Regions from separate parts of the Homo sapiens genome. Here region 2 is linked to region 1. A link is an interaction called in ENCODE POLR2A ChIA-PET data of the cell type or tissue named here. Cell type or tissue: HepG2. All regions are shown on one strand. Each heading gives the region's core, and the rest is flanking DNA. Links, peaks and the distances in the headings are about the cores only.

Evidence for each region. ChIA-PET counts read pairs that join two places held together with the same protein. Peaks named below come from ENCODE experiments on the same cell type or tissue, not always from the same donor. Only the 100,000 strongest peaks of a DNase experiment are listed, where the experiment ranks them.
Region 2: POLR2A ChIA-PET joins it to region 1 with 5 read pairs; 3 of 35 experiments call an interaction of 5 or more read pairs at or near these places.

Annotation. Positions count from the first base shown.
Region 1 is chr9:91,088,166-91,091,074 of GRCh38, forward strand. All of the region lies in intron 5 of LINC02937 (long intergenic non-protein coding RNA 2937), which reads right to left. Among named protein-coding and RNA genes, the nearest start is that of LINC00484, 29 kb to the right of the region's middle. In HepG2, for the core only: a CTCF peak has its summit at 1,655; a DNase peak (open chromatin) is centred at 1,676.
Region 2 is chr9:91,405,590-91,408,498 of GRCh38, forward strand. No RefSeq gene overlaps it. Among named protein-coding and RNA genes, the nearest start is that of NFIL3, 17 kb to the right of the region's middle. In HepG2, for the core only: no CTCF peak of the experiment used is centred there; a DNase peak (open chromatin) is centred at 1,482.

The DNA.
Region 1 (2,909 bases), core at 257-2,756:
GCATGTCTAAGATTTTAAGCTGCTTTCCTCTCCAGTTGGTGACAATAGAAGCCCTGAATCCCTATTGGGACATTTTGCAAACTAAGCCTGACATGAGGTAGGTAAAAAGTCAATCAATCTTATTTGTGGGTCTTCTGGACTTTCTGACTTCTGTTCCATTGGTATGTCTGCCCCTTTTCCAATGTTCCACTGTCTTAATTATTAGGGCTAAATAATATCTTAAAATTGAGTAGTGTGATTCCTCCATCTTTATTTGTTTTCAAAACAGTTTTAGCTATTCTGGTTCCTTTGTTTTTCCACATACGTTTTAGAAGAAGCTTGTTCATATCTACAAACAATCCTATCAGCATTTTGATTGGAATTACAATTCAATCTATAGATCAGTTTGGGGACAATCAACATTTTTTCATGTTGAGTCTTCTAGTCTCAGTGAGACTTCTCAGAGTGAGAAGTCAAGTCTTTCTCCCCCACGGGGTGGTCTTCTTGTGCTGGTGCCTTAATTATTGCTTGTCCATCTGTTCCCTTCTCCATACCAGATTCCTGATATCTTTGTCTGGCATTCTGGTCCTGGCATCTCTCATCTTCTTGCTCAGAATTTCCCACTGACTTGCTGTCTTGGCTCTGTTTTATGAGAGGCTTGTACTGTTCCATCTTTCAAACCAGAAATTCTAGTTTCAATAAAGGTGATTCTCTTTTTTATTTATCTGCCAATGTCTTGGAAATCAGAATTCATGCGTTCGTTCTCATCATGTCCTTTTGTGATGTAATCTCATCTCTTTACAGGGCCTCTTGCTCTTCTTACTGAAGCTCTCAGCCCATGAGCTCTGCCTCAAGAGAAGCCATATGTCTTCATCGCTCTCTCTGATCATCCTCCCTCAGTCCTGAATCCCCCTAAAGCCAGGACAATTCCCTTTGCCCTCTCAAAGTAGTCATGTGCCTACAGAGGAGACTCTTGGGAGACCCAGCTCACTCAGGTGGGTGAATGAAGGCACCATGCCTCTTTCATGGCATCTTCCTGCTGTTGCAGGAGGCAGACAGGGCTAGGCAGCGACTGAGAGTAGACAGGCCTTTGCAGATGCAAGGACAGTCCTCCCAGCAGCACACTTCAGCTCACACCTAAGTCCTTTTGCCAAAGTTCAGGACCACCCTATTCAAATGTCCCCCTGAAGGACCTCAGGGGTGCCACCTTCCTCTAAGTGGATGCCCTGCATCTACCAGGTCCCCTGTCACAGCAATGGACAGTGACATTTGGGGCCAGCTTTGCAGAGAGGCAAGATTTCTCCTCTTCAATGTATCAGTATTTGGAGGGATTTGATCAATTTAGCCCCTTGACAGCACAAGCCCACGAGCCTCACTTTGACACCTTTCCCCAGAATACTACAGCTTGGGAGCAAACGGCCTGCACAGCCCCCAGCTACAGAAACCATGCATGAACTACTGCTGTAAAGTGTAATTCTCTCTCCTTTGCATTAAGCTCCTGCAGGGCTCTGATTACACAGGAAAAGAAAATGTTGCTGAAGAAGATGGCTCTTCTGGGAAACCTGTCTCCAGCACTCTGCAGGAGGGAGAGGTCCTCCCAAGCTCACATTTAGTAAGAAGAGAAGGGGACTCTTCAAAGAGATGAGAGTGCATTTGGCTTCAGAGTGTGCCTTCGCCAAGAGAGGGTGCACTTCAGCAGGCAGTGGCATCAAGCTCTCACTCCACAGGATGACCAACGATGTTTCAGTCGCCCTTTTTCTGATGCTTCCTAAACAAATAAAGTGGCAGTAATTCTAGAGCTTAACCAGAAGAAAACTGCACATTCCCTCCTGAAGATATTGCCCTGACTATATCCATCCGGTTGTTACTCCTACATAAATGTTAGCCTGCTACATGAGTGTCCTGAGACTTTGATGACATTTAAATCAGCAGCTGCTCCAGCCTCCTACCTTCAAGCCAACTAGCAGTTCATTTCCCAAAAGAGGGCATGCTTTAAGGGCTAATGTCTCAGCCGACACTGGGCTGCTACTACAAAATGCAGAGCAGGGAGGCACGCGGGGCCAGGTGTCCACAACAAATAGAAGGTGTCCTGAGCCTCAAAAACCGGCCGTCTCCCCATGGAGGTCAGCACAGGCTTATTCATCAACTCTGCTCTTGTAAACACAGGCATCACTGGGTATAAAACATGCCATCAACTGAGTGGGGAGCATTTTTTCTATAACCCCTGTTGCCAGGTCATATAACCTATTGCCAGGTTAGATGACCATCACAAGGATGATCAGCCAGGACAGAGGGGTGACCTGGTGACCTGGGTCATGGTACTCTGCAGGGCTCCCTAGCTGTCTGGCCAGTCATTGGCAGCTCTGCAGAACATCAAGCAAGTTACAGGGTGGCACTGAAAGCTGATGGGTATCGAGAAGGTGGTGGCCACTTAGAAGCCCCACTGGGGCCTTCAAGAAGCTGATCACAAGGTGCATGTTCTTAGATGGACCTCTGGGCAGCTGCAGAGTGCAGGCTTACTACCCAGATCAGAAACCCCATGTAGGGTGAGGATTGTCACTGAGAGAGGAACTGGTGGAGGAAGTTCTGCTGAAAAAGTCCTGGTGACCCCATCCCCTGAGCAGAATGCCCAGGTAAGCCACCTCCTGTCTCTTCCTCCTTCCTTCTCTTTCATGCGAACACAGAAAAGGCAGCACAGCAGTGACACCAACCACACCGCAGTTCCCACCTGGAGAGGAGGTGAGGTCAAAAAACACATGCCCTGCCATGCCGGCTGGCCCTGAACACACCTTCCTCCATGCACACAGGTAGACAGGTGAATCCTGAGGTTACTGTTCCAAAACTCACCATGAGGGGCCAGTCACGGTGGCTCACTCCTGTAATCCCAGCACTTTAGGAGGCTGAGGCAGACAGAACACTTGAGGTCAGGA
Region 2 (2,909 bases), core at 126-2,625, 320 kb after region 1:
GCAGGTTGGAGAGACGCCTTAGTCTCATTTCCCGGGTATATCGGGGGAAGAACAAAGTGCCTGACCTGACCGCTGCTTTTCATGGCCAGCTGGGAGAGTTTCGACAAGTCAACCTCTCAGAGTCTCAGCATTCCTCTTTATAAAAATGGGCACAACAATGAAAAACCGAAAATCAAAAAAGGCCAAACAATGGGCACAAGATGGCTATGCAGCTGTGCAGCCTTCCCGCGGGGCGCATGCGCATGCGTGCACTGCACAGGGGCGCTGTGGGCTACCAGGGCGCAGGCCACCCCAACCACCCCCGCCCCCGGCCGCCGACTCTGCCCTGCGCTGCTCCCCACTGCGATTGGCCTGGCTGGTGGCTGTGGCTGCTGTGTCCTCGCCCAGCCAATGCCCCTGAGGATCACTCAGGTTCCCCACAGGGCTCTCCTGTTCAGTCACTGGGGCGGAACCCAGTGGGAGCTTTCTCGGGTTGTGACTGACCGCAGCTTCCTCTCACTATCTAGGCCTGCCGGATAGCCACCTTGCTGGGAATTCTTAAACCTTCTGGAGCTCTGAGGTTTGTGTTTCTTATTTTTGAATATAGTTATACATTTATTTGGTTTTAAACACATTTTCTCTCATTCTTGGGGGCTCTGTGAGTGGGAAGGAGAGGCGGTGGTGTTTGGTTGGTTGACATCATGAAACCAAAGTATCACGGTGTAATTTTACTTTGCGTTTCTTTGGTCTCTAGTGGGATTGGAATTGCTTGTTTATGATATTCCTTTTATTCCTAAGGAGTTACATTTTTTTTGGGGGGGGGGGGCGATAAGTAAGGTCTTGCTCTGTTGCCCAGTCTGGGGTGCAGTTGTGCCATTGCAGCTCACTACAGCCTAGAACTCCTGGGCTTGAGCGATCCTCCCTCCTCAGCCTCCTGCAGAGTTAGGACTACAGGCATGTGCCACCATACCCAGCTAATTTTGGGGAGGTTTTGGGGGTGGGGGTAGTGACAGGATCTCACTATGTTGCCCATTCTTGGCTCAAACTCCTGGACTCAAGCAATTCTCCCACCTAGGCCTCCCAAAGTGCTGGGATTATAGGCGTGAGCCACCACCCCCGGCCACGAGGGGTCACATTTAAAAATGATCCCAATGATAACTTAGATCCTTGAAATGAAAAGGCAAAAGAAGGCTAAGGAAAAGAGTTCAAATGGTGATATCTGAGTGTGCTACACACCATGAGCGCCAATATTCACAGATTACTGGGGAAGGTGCTGTTTGCTTCTTCACTGCTCTGAGAGATCAAAGTTCTTCCTAAAAAAAAACTACTCGAGATTTACCTTTCTTGCTATTATCTACTTATTCTCCCTTTCAGTAGCCCAGAGTGTAAGGTTCATCCCTTTTTGGACAATTTACCAATAGTTTTCTTAGTACTTTGTCTTTTGGAATGTCTGCTGTTGCACCTCTTATCAAGCGTGCACCCCAGGTACGGAGGACAGCCACCCGTGCTTGGAATGCTATTTGCATTGACACAACCCAACATTCCACTGTTGTTGACTCTTAGTAAGCTTGAGGGAACTAAAACTCATTTTTAAAAATGTAGTTATTTTAGGCCGGGCGTGGTGGCTCACGCCTGTAATCCCAGCACTTTGGGAGGCTGAGGCAGGCGGATCACGACGTCAGGAGATCGAGACCATCCTGGCTAACATGGTGAAACCCCATCTCTATTAAAAATACAAAAAATTAGCCGGGCGTGGTGGTGGGCGCCTGTAGTCACAGCTACTCGGGAGGCTGAGGCAGGAGAATGGTGTGAACCCAGGAGGCGGAGCTTGCAGTGAGCAGAGATGGAGCCACTGCACTCCAGCCTGGGTGACAGAGCGAGACTCCATCTCAGAAAAAAAAAAAAAATGTAGTTATTTTATTATTTTTCTCCCGGTTGTGAATTTGGATAGTTGCTTTTTTTTTTTTTTTAATGTAAGAACCTGGCTTTACATTGTATCCCTATTATATTTCGTGTTGTTAGATTCATCCTACCCATCTAGGCCGTCAAAGGCTTTTGGATCCTGACTCCCATCGGATATTTTAGCTCTCCTTCCCTGCTTTATAACTTTCACTTATAAATGAGAAGAGTCTGCCTCTGGGCTTCACCCAGCCACTAGTAAAATACTGGAGAGAGAAGGCCAAGAGCAGAGCCAGGCAGCACATTTCCCTAAGAGCCAGGAGATTTCAGAGAGGAAAGTGACCCCTGTGGCAAAAAGGACAAAGTGGATGGCCTGTGTGTGTGTGTTACTGGCAGTGCCTTTAATACAAGGCACCATACTTTTTAAAAATATGAAAGTGCAGGAAACTTAGCATATCAAAAATCAGGCTTGTGCTCAAAGCGGAGAGTCACAGACTACAGGCACCTAAAACGGGATGCTACCCTTGGGCTCTTCCTGCCTGCATTTTGCCTCCCTGCCAACGTGAGATGCGGGTGAGAAGTGAGGGCTGAGTCACTGTCACTCTGCACCAGTTCCAGGACTGCTCAAGTCTTTTACCCACTTCTAGAATAGAAAAGAGGTCAGTGTGGAAAGAGACGATTCTGAAGAGGGCTTCGGTGAGCAGTTATCTCTGGAGAAAGCTGTGCCTGACTAACACCCAGCCCACCTACCAACCCCCGCAACTTTCCCCCAACCCCACCCCATCCCAGACGCAGAGGCAGATGCCAGTCACAGGCATTGCAACAGAAGCACTTGGTCCACGTTTGACCACGCTTACTTCTATAATTATGGCAACTGAGCGTCTTGGACAAATAACCAATAATGGTCTTATCCTCAATTTACTTAGGAAGTTTTTTTTTTTTGGACTTCTATAATTTTTAAGCAAACATCTGAAGATATAGAGCCATTCTTCCTATTCATCATTAATAAATCTTCTAAAATGTCATTATAT